Regions from separate parts of the Mus musculus genome. Here region 2 is linked to region 1. The links are chromatin loops, found by intact Hi-C in ENCODE. Cell type or tissue: left cerebral cortex. All regions are shown on one strand.

What was found. Hi-C counts contacts between places; a loop is a spot of excess contacts. Peaks named below come from ENCODE experiments on the same cell type or tissue, not always from the same donor. Only the 100,000 strongest peaks of a DNase experiment are listed, where the experiment ranks them.
Region 2: a loop joins it to region 1, with 6 times the contacts of the local background. A loop is called at or near these places in 13 of 42 quality-filtered maps.

The regions. Positions count from the first base shown.
Region 1 is chr9:18,287,572-18,295,571 of GRCm38, reverse strand. It overlaps Chordc1 (cysteine and histidine-rich domain (CHORD)-containing, zinc-binding protein 1), which reads right to left and starts at 3,305. Exons shown (of 11, transcript NM_025844.2): 1 at 3,112-3,305; 2 at 223-272. The coding sequence starts at 3,175. Gm51667 (a long non-coding RNA gene) reads left to right here and starts at 2,307. Exons shown (of 4, transcript XR_003948105.1): 1 at 2,307-2,497; 2 at 2,868-3,387; 3 at 6,678-6,774. It also overlaps the pseudogene Gm7692. In left cerebral cortex, a CTCF peak has its summit at 3,247; a DNase peak (open chromatin) is centred at 3,413; H3K4me3 peaks cover 2,541 bases; H3K27ac peaks cover 1,357 bases.
Region 2 is chr9:19,617,795-19,625,794 of GRCm38, reverse strand. Zfp317 (zinc finger protein 317) reads right to left here and starts at 3,704. Exons shown (of 9, transcript NM_172918.4): 1 at 3,510-3,704. In left cerebral cortex, no CTCF peak of the experiment used is centred here; a DNase peak (open chromatin) is centred at 3,712; H3K4me3 peaks cover 1,252 bases; H3K27ac peaks cover 629 bases.

The DNA of each region.
Region 1 (8,000 bases):
AATCATTAGGAAAGTAGGATGGAATATAAATAAAATAACTTTATAACTGGAAAACATCACTGTCAACTGTCTCTGTCTTTAGACAATCTGCTTAAAGTACCCCAAAATGGTCATTAAGAAAGAAAAACTAACAAGCTGTGGAAGAAAAAAAAAAAAGGTTTTATTACATCTTTAAAGTTATTATACAAATACAAAGAAATTGAAAAGGTATCTTGTACCTACCTTTAGGGCATCATGAAAGACAGGAACACCTGGGTGGTATGTGCAAGCATCTGTTCAAACACAGGAAAGGAAAATCACACAACTGCTTACAAACAGAAGTGTCTATATCACCTCTTCCTTCAGGCGTTGGGGCTTCAATCTTTGTCCAAATTCGGGCAAATTCCTTAAAACTTTATTAGTTCCTTGTATTAAAAACATTACGTTAAATCTCTAGGAATATGAAACATGGACAAAACTAATCCAGTACTGTTAAAGGGTAATGTTCAGAAATACTCTGTATCGGGGTCTTACCCTTCCTAATGCTGTGACCCTCATGTTGTGGTGACTACCAACTATAAAAGTATTTTGGTTGCTACTTCATAACTGCAATTTTGGTAGTACTACCACTGCTCTATATTCTTTCATTTTTTTGTAGTAAAATTTGTCTATTAATAAAACTTTATATTCCAGTGATTCTGGCAATATTATTTTTTATTCTCTAAAAATCTCATACATGTATACAATGTATGTCAGTAAGAGCCAGCAGTCTTACCTGCTATGCTACCTACACCCACCACCCACCTCATTCGTCCTGAACTTTACCTCCACTAGAACCAGTTAGTGCTGCCTGAATGCATATTCAGCTGGCGAGCCACGCCCCTGAAGCAAAGCAACCCCTTCCCCTGCAGCAGCCGACTGCCAGCAGACCCTCCGCTTAGCCCAAGGGACCAAGGCCCTCCCCACTCTGTGCCAGTTTGTAACTAGCTGACAGCAGGCTCAGCACTCCTCCCCATCTTCTGTTTGGCCCTATCTTTTCATGAAAATAGCAAACTGAAGTATACTTATAAACCTATCCACACAAGTTTCCCAAGAAATTCTCTAATAAAGAGTTTGGGAAAAACAAAACAAAACAAACAAACAAAAAAAAAAAACTCACCACCACCACCACCACCAAAAAAACCACCTCAACATTTTAGTAACTGCCGTAATATCTAATTACTAAATTAGCATTTTAACCAATTCCTAGATACAAATCATAGATTTCTACAGTCTTCTTCATTAGTGCTATTATTTTATATTTCCTGTCTCTCTCCTCATTACAGAATAAAAGTTTTAATTTATTTTGTTCTTATACAAAATACATTTATTACCACCAGCATGTGGAGTGTTTTGTTTAAAACAACCAGATAACAGACACACTTATTTCCTGACAACAGTGGCATGAGGGTAGAGAAAGGAGGTTTCATTCTTCTGTAAATGTCTTAACTCACTCAACCTTCCAAATTTAATTCCCTACTATTCAATTCCTAGTGTTGCCGTGAGATCTGTCTACCCTCTGCTACTAAGTTAATATTACAGTCTTAGTAACTGCTATGTATACAAAATAGTAGTTAATGCAATGGAACAAAAAGAGGCTATTAATTACGTACAATGAGTTAGAATATAGAAGTTCAGAATGGAAACCTGTATGCACAAAGATATGCAGTAGAGAGGGAACCATTTAAAATTGAATTTAAAGTACAATAAGCATGGAACATATACCATATCACTAAGAGCAGGAGGACTGGATATAGACTGGCAGCTTCTTACAAGTGAAACATCTATCACTGTACTCCTTGAAAACCAGAAATATTGGTATATTCTGCACTAATCTTTTAATTTGTAATTTTAATGTGTAAAGTCAAATGATTCCCATTCTAAAAAGCTTTCTCCTAAATCCAGTGTTATCAACTGCCACTCATTCAACCAATTTACTTGGCATTCATCCCTACTTTCTAAAACACTTCCCCATTTGGTCGGCTGACTGGTGTTCCCTTGATGTATGTGCCCCAAATTGATGACTGTCTATTTTTTCGTGGCTTTCCTAGCCTATGGTTCCATTTCACACACACAAAGACAGATAAACTTCCAACAACAAGCTGGTATCTCTCCTGAACTTTGGTCAGGAATTTAGTACCCTAAAAATATTGCCTCAGGCTACAATGCATCAATGTATTCAGTACTGAAGTAGAATATGTACATATCATGACAGTTAAACGTGTGTTCATACACTGGCTTCGCTGCATCTTTCCCTTTAAATCCTGTCCCAGTCTCATTTTGAAAGAAGCTACCAGTTTACTTGTGTACCAAGATCATTATCTAAGGAACTGGTCTTAACCTCTTTTACAAAGCTGAACTGTGTTATTAACACGTGGTGTTCCAGTCTGTGATGAAATACTTCAGTGTGGTTCAGTTATATAATGAGTATATATGAATGGATATAAAGACCATACTATACATACTAGATGAATCGGAGGTAAGTGTTGTTTATTCCTGCAATAGCCCAGTTATCTGCATAAATACTCCACTCAATAATGAGATTCATTCACACCTCTGGTTTCACCCAGCATAGGTGCTTGCTTTCATTGTGCATTCCAAATTTGACCACACTGGCTTTTGGAACAGCACTTGGGGATCATTTTATGCTGGAATAGCGTAGTTTAAAACTGCAGGCCCCAGTAAAAGTATGCCGAAAACGTTATTGTGGAACGGATGTGTAACAGTCATTTCCGGAGCCCAGCACGGTTTTTTAAAAAGCAAGTAATTTGACAAGTGACAACACGCTTTCCACTAGTACTCAAACGCAACAAGAAGTCTAATAGTGTGCACCTCTTTATACCTCTTAGGCCCAGGAATCACGGCGGTGACAGTGTAAACCGGGTCTGGATAGCCTAGAATTGAGCAAGTGCAGGGGATGCCCACTGAGGAATGAGGGGCGCCGGGGACACCGAAGCGCCCGGCCCTGCGCTCCCAGAGAGGGTGAGAGAGCTGGGAGGCTCCGGGGGACCGCAAGAGGTGAAGCCAGGTGAAGGAGGCCAAGGGTCCGGAGAGGGAGGCCTGGAGAAAGCTGCCGGCCACGGTCCTCCTTACCGTCCGAGTTGGCCTCTGGGTCGAAACGCTGGCCACAGCCGCGGTTGTAACACAAGAGCGCCATTCCGTCTTCTCGGCGAAATCCACACCACCCGGGACTAGAAGTGAATCACCGCAGCAATCACCAGCACTACTGTTCAGGCCGCAGCTAGCTTCCGGAAGCCGCCGGTACTGCTTCAGGAATTTTCCCGAACGTTCCGGTTGCACAGGCGCAGAAGAGACCGGAAGACGGGCCAGCGTCGGGCGGTGGACAGATTTCCTACCGGACTGCCACAGGTGAGCACAGTCGGGTGGATCCGGACAGTTATAGATGAGACACCAGGGGAGGAAGCGGAAGACTCGGCGAGCGGCGATCTCTTTGTGTTCCACCCCGCATTCTCCCGGCGTGCTTTGTGTTGCGCGGCACGCCGAGTTCACTGCGCAGCCGCGGTCGCTTGCCAGAGGGTAATTGAGGGGTGAGGTCCGCCCCTTTTCCCGGTCCCTCGGTCCAGGTTTATGCAGCGTCAGAACCTATGCTCTTATGCTCCTCTAGAACTGCGTCAGTTACCAAAAATTGAGGTTAAGTCGTCTTACAAAGACAGGACTTTAGAATGAGCAAAATTATGTTTTGAGTGCAGTCCTAGAGTCAATCACAATTCTAAATTGAAATTTCACGTTAGTCATCACGTAACCTACATTCAATCTTTCAGTAGGTCTTGTGACATTTTTAGTGTGCAAAACACATTATTACATTAATAGGCAACTTGCAAACAGTATGGTCCTCAGCACATGCTTTCTATATGATGCTTTTGAAATAGCAGACTGTTTTGATGACGGAAAGTAGTTGTAATTTACCAATAATCCCAAGTTTATTAATGAAGATCTATTCACAACCTTCCTAATCCCAATAATAAAAGTATTCTCATTTTCTGTATCTCTTTTTATGCCTAGAAATATCAAACTTATGTGTTACAACAAAAAATATAATGTATTTATTTAAGCTAATAGAATTTTCATTTTATGCCATTGTTAAGTCATTTATAGTCATTGTTATGAATGTGAAAAAATATAACGTAAAAGCAAAATTCTAGGCCTTTAGGCCCAGGCTTGAGAATGTGACCTCTATGACTCAATGCTCCAAGGGATGCTAATCATAAAACAGCAATATTCCTCCACCCACCAGCTTCCTGGGTTCAAGGAGTGTTCATTCAAAGAAAGTCACCCTGACCCACCCTGACCATTGCTGGAACCCGCTATGCAAATGTGCTATTGTTAGGGGCTCTTAGAAACTGTCTTGAGAAATAATCCCCACAATTACCAGGTATTCCTTGTGACTCTTGTGACTGCACTTCTTTGTGACTCTTAACTGGTATTTTTGGTATTTTCCAACAATGCCCTCCCCACCTCCTTGAGTTGTGGTTTCTTCCTTTAAATACCCCTTTACCCAGCTACTCAGGGCGCCATGGTCTTCTACCCCTGCATGGTGTATGACTGTGAGCACTCTTGAATTAAAAGTCCTCTTGCAGTTTGCAGCGAGACAGTTTCTGGTGAGTGATTTGGGGTGTCGCCTCTCCTGAGTCAGAACATGGGGGAGTCCTCATGTTGTGGGTCTTTCAAAAGATGGAATATGTTGAATTATGTCATTTTCCACTCTCTCCTATATAATCTCACCAATTTAATTGTGCCCAAGTCAGTAGTCAATTTACTGCAGATTGCTCCCCTCTCCACTTTGAAAGTAGCTAATACTGTGTGAAGGGCATAAGCCTTTTAAATACTTCTAAATTTTAAAAAGACTATATATTGCCAATTGATTTCTAAAAGGTGGTATCAGTTTTCACTTTAGCTATGGATAGCTACTATAATCGACCATAGAAATTAATCATAAATAATAAGAAATGGATGAAGCACTCTAAAAACTTTTTATGGCCAGTTCCAACATTGCATATCAGTGTCACAACATCATTAATGGGATTATTAGATGAGTTGTTTAGGTAAGCTTACCATTTAGCATCCATAGTTTTTTACTGATAAAAATTTACATTCAGTAAATAATTTCTTATAGTGTGTAAATTGAAAATACAAGAATATGATATCAAAATGAGCAATTCTACCACTGAGAAATAACTGTAGAATTGCTAAAATAACTGATAAATTAATTTTCATTATTCAAACAAAGTATTTATACTTATAGATGTTAAAACAAAACAAAACATCAAAGGGGAACCAGGATGGCTCAGTGAGTAAACATGCTTACTGCCAAGCCTCAAGACCAGAACTAGATCCCTAAGACCCAAGTGGTAGGACAGAATTGACTCCTAGTTTTCCTCTGACCTCCAAACATGTTCTGCGATGTGCACATGGGTCACGAACATATGCCACAAATGTATGTGATTAAAAACTTACTTTAAAGACATGGTGCTTCCGGAGCCCAATGGAGAACCCGTGGCAGCTCAAGTCGGCTGGGCCGTACGACTTTTCTAGCTCAGACTGGCCTCCAGGGAAGTAGCTGAGGATGATCTTGAGTTTCTGATCATTCAGCCTCCCAGGTGCTGAGAGGGTTAACCTATCAAAGAGATTTCTAGACAAAATAAAACGGGAAAATTGATAGATTCAAGGACAATGGATCTGTGTTCAGTTGGAGTCCAGCTTTGTACCACACATGACTGCCATAAAGCCTTTTATACTCAAGACATTGAAAAAGTTGTCATCAAAAATGACATGTTTTCACTTCAGCTTAGAACTGGAATGATACATTCTGGGAATAATACAATTTGTCTCCATCATGTAAAAATGTATATTGACAGATTTGAAGAGTTGCAGAAATTACTTGTGACTCATTTAACTTACACAAGAAGCTAGCTCAAAAGAATCTGCATGTAACTGACTTAGATGATGTCACTTTTATGAGCACAAAGTTTGGGGGACAATTCGTACCTGGTTGAAAGCTTTGTCCAAAATGTACCCAGATTACCAATGGAAGTGTGGATGTTGATTCAGATGACCGCCAGAGATGGAAACCCGAGTCAGATGGAAGGACTGCTAAAGCTCTGAGGTCACTACAGTTTACAAACCCAGGAAAGCAAACTGAATTTGCTTTGAAAAGTGGTAAAAGTGAGAAAAGAAAGCTCACCAAAAATTCATGCACTGCTTCTAACAGACAAATTATTCCAGCAAAGAGTACTGTGTATGACTGCCAGGGCCTACTGATCTTCAGTGGCATGAACCCCTGTGACTGCCTGGACATGGACTGCTTGGGATGTTTCTATGCCTGCCCTACTTATAGCTCTACCAAATGTGGTGCTGAGTGCCACTGCAACCGCAAGTGGCTATATGAGCAGAGAGAGTTTGTAGGAGGAGAGATGAGATAATCCATAATAAACATGGTGGAAAAGCATATGGCCTGTTATCTTCCTGTCACCCATATGATATTTTACAAAGATGATCATCCAAATATTGACCAGCAAAGATGAAAACGGGGCAAAGAAATAAACAGTGACATTTCTGGAAGTGAAATTTGGATCAGTCGTAAATGGAATTGTAGACATCTCCACTAGTCCAGAGTGTTGATTACCATTGCTGTTCTGCAGACAGATGTGCATCAGAGGATCCTGATGATGGAAACTTACCACATTGCCAAGAGAAGTGGCTGGGATGAGCAAGAAGATGGTCCTAGACAAAGTTATGGTAAAAACTTAACATTGCAGGCTGCTTATTGTAAATAGATAGCTTCACAACATTGCAATGGTCAGAAAGGTTCATGTTCATTGTTACTAACAAAACAAATGCTGTTCAGACAACTTTTAGGCAAGACTTTAATTTTAATTTTCCTGTCCATTTGTAACTACAAGTTATTATTATTATTATTATTATTATTATTATTATTTTATTATATGTAAGTACACTGTAGCTGTCTTCAGACAAACCAGAAGAGGGAGTCAGATCTCGTTACGGATGGTTGTGTGCCACCATGTGGTTGCGGGGATTTGAACTCAGGACCTTCAGAAGAGCAGTCAGGTGCTCTTACCTGCTGAGCCATTTCACCAGCCCCGTAACTACAAGTTTTTAATGTTTTGATGTATATCTAAAGGTCATACAGCAATCCTCTTTCCTCTTTTAGCATTTCTTTGGTTCATGGCCTCAAAGTGCTGTGTAAATAGGCTCAGCCCTTAGCTGGAAGCAGGGCCTGTGACACAGAAAATTGATCTCCATGCAATACAATAGGTGGACATTTTGAAAAGAAGCTGGATACCTAAGTGCTAAAATACAGTTCTTCCAACTAGAGATGAACATGAATGTTCATCACACCATCAGCCATTCAGTTCTTCATCTATGCGTTCTTGGTGAAAATTTGTTCCTGAAGAAAAATGTGTTCCTCTTTTTACATTTAAAACATGAGTGTATGGTACATAAGTGGCTGCACATTTGTCTCAGTCACAGTTTCATTGCTGTGAAGAGATACCATGACCAAGGAAGCGGCTTATAAAAGGAAGCATTGTATTGAGGGCTTGCTTAGGGTTTCAAAGGCTTAGCCCATTACCATCATGGCAGAGAGCATGGTGGTATCTCTAAAGTATCACCATATCTTTAAAGTAAGACAGATGAGTCAGTATCTGAGATATTTATGTCCTTACCCATAGGCAAGAGAGCCTGGGCCTGGCATGGCTTTTGAAACCTCAGTGCTCACTAACAATGACATACTTTTCCCACAAGGCCATCCCTCCTAACTCTTATCAAACAGTACCACTTGCTGGTAAATAAGCTTTCAAGTGTATGATGAGCATATGGGGACCCTTATTCAAATCATCACAGCAGTATTTCTGGCTGTTAAAACTGTGGATAGATGTGAGGATTGAGACTTCTAAAATTGTCCCTTAAGAGAATGATGAAAAGCTGGAGAAGCTGAGACTTAT
Region 2 (8,000 bases), 1.3 Mb before region 1:
AGATTAACTGCGGGAAGCACATCTAGAAATAGCTATGAAGAATACTAATTCTGAAGTTTTCTGCAAGATACACAATACAAAACAGTGTTAATCAGAGGGACAGCACCATGGATGAAGTGGGATGCAGTTTTCAGATGTTGGATTCTACGGCACTCACCTTTGAAACACAGTGAATATTATCCCACTGCGTATTGTCTCCTCAATACCCCTAGTATTCAGAAACATTCTTCTCCTCATTAGGATTCAGACTATGGAAAAACAACTGGCCAGCAAGGAGAAGTCGCTACTATTCCAGCTGGAGAGCACAGAATGAAGAGGACATTAAGTTCAACTACTTAGGTTCCTTGCACTAGGCACTAGAGTGCTTAACCCAAAGAGACAAGGAGGTATCATGTGTTGGCCCTAAGAAGGGCTTCCCTGAACTGGCACCTGGAACACAGTAGAACTTATGCTAGTCCCTGCCTTCCTTCTCACAAGGGCAGAAGTTATGCCTCAGTTGTCAAGTTTATGATTCAAATTTGGTTTTGTGTGACCAAAGTGTCTATTGGGAACACCTTTTCTGTGTTAGAATTCTTCCAATGTTCAACTTTATTTCCATATATGACTTCACAACATAGTGACAGGCAGGGCATTCATATGTAATTGCAACTATTACAAGGAAAGCAGCATTTTAATTGAGCTTGCCCTTGTAGGCCTTATTTCAACTCAGGATACAAACATATACAAAGCAATATATATTACTGCTTCTGCAATTCCACTACTATTTAGATCCATTTCTCTCTTCATTATTAGCTATAAACAACATGAGTTGCATTCTCAGTAAATCAATATAAATATTTCAATACACCTCTGCTACCTAGGCCATGACTCAGGGGCTAGTAGGTGAAATTAACTTCCAACAAGATGTTGAGGAATGATAGTCAAAAGAAACCTCTATATTAATACACATATCAAAGGAGCCATAATATATGATAATCATATGGCAAACTATACTTTACTGAGCATGGTGAGGCAGTGGGGAGGGACAGACAGGGATATCTTTAAGTTTGAGGCCAGCCAGGTCTATACAGTAAGTTCTAGGGCCGTCCAAAGTTGCAATCACTGAGAACGAGGTCTGTATATCCACCATGTTGGTTTAGGGTCATTGTTATTTCTGCCATGTTGTGCTTTCTAGAACAGTTGCACGCCCCCATATACACTTGCTTCTCGTCCATATTCTACTGTGTGAGCCTTCCATTTTCCTTAAAGGAGTGATGGGATTTGACGTGTGTACTCAAGTGGTAAGTCACACCTGCTCTGTAAATGATTTCATCCACTGAGCCATCTTAATGGACCCCTTTTTAGTTCTTATCAGATAGGGTCTTATGCATCCCAAGTTGGCCTATAACTAGACATGCATACAGTACACACTGTCCTTGAACTTCTGATTCTCCTACATCTACTTCCTAAGTGCTGAAATTGTAGGCGTCTACCAACATGTCCAGTGATATCCTTACCCAAAATATTCCAGAATTTAGAGGGAAAAAGCCTCTGACATGTTTTGGGAAGATGGCTGGCATGAGCCTGAAATAGAAAAGGAAAACTTAACAGTAAAACACACACACACATACACACACACACACACACACACACACACACACAAACAAGCAAACGCAGCAAGAAGTTCCTAATGTCAGGAAAATGTGTCCTTTCTAAACTTAGTTACTACTGAAAAGTCAATTGTCCTAATTCCATTATGCTTGAAAAAAAACAAAAACAAAAACTCCATTATTTGCTTATTCACTCGATATACCAGCATTATATTGGTCAAGCACAAGATATTTCAATTCACCTGAAATACAGCAGGGGAAAAAAGAGCAGAAAAAAAGAAAACACAATAGAAGAGTACAGCAATACAGAAGGAAAAGAAAAGGACGATAAAAACAAACAGATGAACAAAATTAAAAACAACAAACAAAAAACAAAACACCTCCAGAAAAAGACAAGTTCCTTGACATAAAAATAGAAAAAATTCCAGCATATGGGAAGCCAATTTTACTTAAGAGTCAGAAGGAAAGCAGGGTCATCTATGATTGTGCTAGATAAACTCACTACCAATATTTCAAATCTCCATCCAAACCAGGATATAACAAATGTGTATAATTAAAAGGAAGCATATTTACTTATTTTAGTCAGGTGACAGAACTGCCTATGAACAACATCCAAATACTGTACTAAATTAGTAGAAATATATATTTTAGAAATAATCTTGATCTCAAATTCATAAAGTATAACAGCTTGAAGAAAATGTTATTGAAAACACAGGTAAGGAACAACAATATGAACCACAGAATTCTAAGGTGGGGGATAGGGGACTTTTGGGACAGCATTTGAAATGTAATGAAGAAAATACCTAATAAAAAATTAAAAAAAAAAAAAAAACAAGTAGAAAAAAGGTTGAGAGGAAAAAAAAAGAAAATACACTTAAAATCAAATTGCTCAGCTATATAAACAGATTAACTATAAAATTTAATGGCATAAAAATGTCAATATTCTAAAGACTAAAATACAGACCCAACACACCTTGGAGAGAGAAATGCAGCATCTGGGTTTTACATCTCATTTTAAAATATAAGGTGTGACACTATTGAAAAGTGACTACCTTTTGAGTTTAAGATACTTGGTGCAATGGGATACTTGGATCAGTAGAAAAATGATTTCATTAAAATACATAATAGTATTGGGGGAACAGCAAAATCCACATATTTCACTATAGGGGAGAGAAAATATGTACTATAACAAGAGCACACGAGTCTTTAATGATCTCCATCATAATCTAGCTTATAAATTCACTAAATGGTCATCGTTTTAATATTTTTTCATAATATAAAAATTGCCATTTTATTTAAAATTTAAGTGTTCAATTTCCCTGGCACCTATCATGTTCATTATTGTGTAACCATCATCACTAACTTCTAAAGTCATGTTTATTACTTACGGATACCATTGTCACCTTGTAGACTACAAACAAAAATTTGGCCTCTGCAAAAAACATAGCTATTGCTATCTTTAATTATCTTTAATTATATGTTTATTGAAGTTGTGGCTTTTATATAAAAGCTTGGAAAAATATTATGGAAAAAGTTCAAAGTATTTAATTAGATTAACTTTCAAATTAAATTACAACTATGTTTACAAGTAATTTATTCACATGAGGATTGTCAGCCAACAAACGCATAAAGCAACTGATGATTTAACATAATAGAAAAGGTATTAGGCAAGTTTCACAATAACAAAAAGAAAAAGGTGTGCACATATCAATGATAGTTTTAGGAAGGAAACCCATGCTAAGAGCAATCACTGTCATTCCGACACCCCTGAACATCCTGGTCTACATATTTTAAAACCTCTCCTGGGTCGCCAGGATGGGGACCTCAAGGCACGCCTCCTAAGGTTTCTGCTGTCCTCATCCCGGCCACAGCCCTCCGCTTCCTGGAGCTAACGGGTTAAGTGACGAACCACGGGCTTACCAGACTGAGGGTGGAATCCAGGAAGCGGAAGTCTCCGCGGCTAAGGCGGAAGAACTAGAAGTTCACGCAAGGCCCCGGAATGCTTCAGAACGCTTCGGGGAACAGGAGGGTCCAAACACAGGGGAAACCCCAACTATCCTTTCGCACATGTGACTTCCACTAGCTCCCCGAAGCAATGGCTTCTACTTCACGTCCGTCTTCGAAATCTCGCGAAACTTCATAAGCCTTTTATAACGTGAAACCTTCACGGCGTGCATCTTGGGAAATGGAGTTTGATAACCTTAATGAGCCGTGCATTCTTGGTGAACTAGGAACTCTCGCGAAACCGATTAATTGCTTCTAAATGAGATTGAAATGGTTTATGGGAAATGTAGTTTCTACGTTGGACGGCCCTGACAAGGGTTTATGGGAAATGTAGTTTCTAGTTGGACGGCCCTGACAAGGATGCTCAAGTAGAATATATATATGTGTGTATGTGTGTATGTGTGTATGTGTGTATGTGTGTATGTGTGTATGTGTGTATGTGTGTATGTGTGTATGTGTGTATGTGTGTATGTGTGTATGTGTGTATGTGTGTATGTGTGTATGTGTGTATGTGTGTATGTGTGTATGTGTATATGTGTATATGTGTATATATGTATATATGTATATATGTATATATGTATATATATGCTTTTTCCAAGTTCTAATTGCACCACATCATCTTATGGGCCTGCCTTCAGCTTGTTCTTCTTTCTAAGATCATCAACCTGAACCTGTTAGCAGTCACTCTTCCTACTTTAAATATTGTATGCAATCACTATAACCCATAACCCATACCTATACCCCCAAAACTACACTGCCTTACTTAAGATATTTAGACACATATTTAAATACTGAAAACACACCCAACCTAACCTCAAATATAGCAGCTTTATCAACTTGTTCGTTTCAAAATCGGTGTCAACACAAAACTACTCTTGCCGCAGATAAATTTGTTCACAAACAAATACCAAAGACCATGACCCAGAAACACCAACTGAGGGTGTGACAAAAGACAAATTTTTGCCAAGGAACTGCACACATGGGATTTTATTAGTCATAGAATGAAAAGAGTGAAAGATCAAGGCATTTAATAAATATGATGGGTGATAGATTAATATCTTGCAGAAAAGTAGGACAAAAAACTCTGCTGTGTATCTGTGTTGCTATCTATAGCATTGTAAGTTTTTAGGATTGATTAAGATTATTCATGTCTTAATAATATATGTTAAAGAATTTCATAAAGGTTGTTCAGCCAGATATAGGGATGGGCAATGAAATGAACTGAGGATACTGGAAATTGCCTAAGTTAATTTGATTTATGATAGTATTTGAACTTCACATGAAGTTATAAAGTTCTCATAACCATAGTATTTCTGCATTATCAACCTATCCTCTCAGCATGGACCATGAAAATCATGATACTATTAAAGATTAAAGAATCTTCAAAGTTAGTATACATTTGTATTCTCTTTTTCCTTTCTTTTCTTTTCTTTTCCTTTTTTTCTTTTCCTTTCTTTTCTTTCTTTCTTTCTTTCTTTCTTTCTTTCTTTCTTTCTTTCTTTCTTTCTTTTTTTTTGGCAGTAGGGAAATTTCAGATAGTAGCAGTCAACATTTTTATACTTCTATTTGTCAACCTGCATTCACTAATTCACAAAATATTACTCATTTTACCTTGAATGGGTCAATTTAACACTAGCATCTACCACACTGAGAGTCAAAAATGTTACCAGGTAGCATCTGAGACATACAGCAATGATTTCCAGGCTCTTGCTGTAACTCTGTTGCTGTTTGAAGGTAAAATTGTAGCCACAAGCTTATGTAGCTGACCAATACAGGGACATCTGTTTATGCAATCTGTGTAACCTTTAGGAACTGGAACTTTGATAGAGTCACTAGAGTGGGTAGGTCTTGAGGTTTGAGAGTCTGATTCCGGTTCCATTTGCTCAGTGCTTCTTAACAGCAGATGCAATATGACAAGCTGCTTTATCCCCTACTGCCAGGATTTCCCAACCAGAATGGACTGAATCCTCTCAAACTATAAGCCCAAATAACTCTTTAATTTTAAGTTACTTCTTGTTATTTATGTTGTCACAACAATAAGGTAAGTAACAAATAGAACTGTGTAAAAATAATGGTCCTACCAAAAGCAAACTTTAGATTCAATGTAAAATTCACATCAAATTTTAAACAAATTCTTCACAAAATTTGAAAGGACAATTTTCAGCTTCATTTAAACACACACACACACACACACACACACACACACACACACACACACACACACAATTTGTTACAGCTAAAACAACCCTGAATGGTAAAAGAACTGCTGGTATCATGACAACTAAACTCCAATTATACTACAGAGCTCTCGTAATAAACAGCATGAAATTGGCACAAAACCAGCCACATTGATGGATGTAACTCAAGACTCAGACATAAGTCCACACTACTATGGAAAACTGACTTTTTATAAGGAAAAAAGAAATACACATTGGATAAAAGACACATCAAAGGTGCTAGTCAAACTTGATGACTGTATGTAGAACAAGCCAAATAGATCCATACATATAACCACGTGTAAAACTTGACTTCAAATAGACTAAAGATCTGCATATAAGTCCATATGCACTGACTCTGACAGAAGAGAAAGTGGAGGGTATTCTTGAATTCATTGATATGGGAGAAGACTTCTGAACAGAACAACCATAGCACAAGCAATAAGAACAACTAATAAATGAACCTCATGAAACTGAAAAGCCTCTGTATTGCAAAGGAACATAATTTGGAGAAAGTTGAAGATTATAGAATGGGAAATCATTTAGCTATTTAAACATCCAATGGTGGGCTCATCTATGAACTATATAAGTAAATAAAACTAGAAATGAGAAAACTCTGAACATCAAGAACTTATATACCCAATTAAAGTGTGGGCAAAGTAATTCTAAACAGAGAATTTAAAAAACAAGGAAGAATGAATGGCTGAAAAAATTAAAAAGCAATGTTTAACATCCTTAGTAATCTGAGAAATGCAAATCAAAACTATTTTGAAATTTCATCTTACACCTGTCTGAATAGCTAAGGTCAACGAAACAAATCAAAGTTTATAATATAAAAACTGTGGAGTATGGTGATCACTCCTGCACTTCTGGTCCCAATGCTAACTTGTACAGCCATTGTGGAAATTCAATGTACCATTTCCTCAGAAAGATGAGAATTGAGCTAGCTCAAGACCTAGCTATAACACACTTGCACATATACCCAAAAGATTCTTTATCCTACTATATTCATATTTATTGATGCTCTATTCATAATATCCAGAAGTTGAAAAATAGCATAAATGTCCCTTGATAGAAGAATGGATAAAGAAAATGTGGTACATTTACACTATGGGATACTACTCCACTGTTTAATAATATGCATTCATTATTTTACAGGCAAATGAATGAGCTAGAGCAAATCATCCTACGTGAGGCAACCCAAACCCCAAAACCAAATGTATTACTTATTCCCTTATATATGGATGCCAGCAGACTACAATTCATATGATCACAGGGAATAGGTATACAGTAAGGGTCAAGCAAGGAGAGATGGATCTCCCTAGGAGATAGATACACTGTTGTACATGGATGAGGGGGGGCGGATTGGAATAGGAGATTCAAACTCAGAGAGGGGAATAAAGTGAGCATGGAAAAACAGAGAAGTACAGCTAAAACCAAGGGCCATTTGAAGGAACATATGGAAACCTAATATAGTAAAGGCTTCCATATATATATATATATATATATATATGCCATGTAAATGAAATTGCCATAAAAACAAAAGATAGAGGCCCAATGAGATATCTTTCATCATCAAATCAAGCCTCCATTTTTGTGTATAGGTTACATTTAATCTTGTTCTTGGCCATAGGGGCCCATGGGAACCCCTAAACAACCAAGGTTATTGTCAAGGTTATTGGTGGGTGTTAATGGTAAGGTCCAATTGCTGAAGACAACACCTACACAATTCATTGAACACAGAAATGTCAAACCAGTACCTACCTAGAGACTTCATCCCTATTGACTAGTGCTCTTGTGGCTGGTAGGTAGCCTGCACACTACTAAAGGAGAAAGGGAAACACCAGCCAAGCCCTTTGATGTACAATAATGACCTGCCTGCAAGATGTGCTAGTGCGGGCCGGGCGGTGGTGGCACACGCCTATAATCCCAGCATTTGGGAGGCAGAGGCAGGCAGATTTCTGAGTTCGAGGCCAGCCTGGTCTACAAAGTGAGTTCCAGGACAGCCAGGGTTATACAGAAGCAGCCAAACAGGATGAAAAAGGTACAATAAGATAAGGCAAAAGTGCTTAGAAGGAGGTTGGAAAAGACAACACAATAGAAGGAAAAAAGTACCAAGTGCAGACAAGAGTCAGAGATTCACCCGCTCCTACTGTTATGAGCCCCACAAACCCATAAGTCAACAGTCATT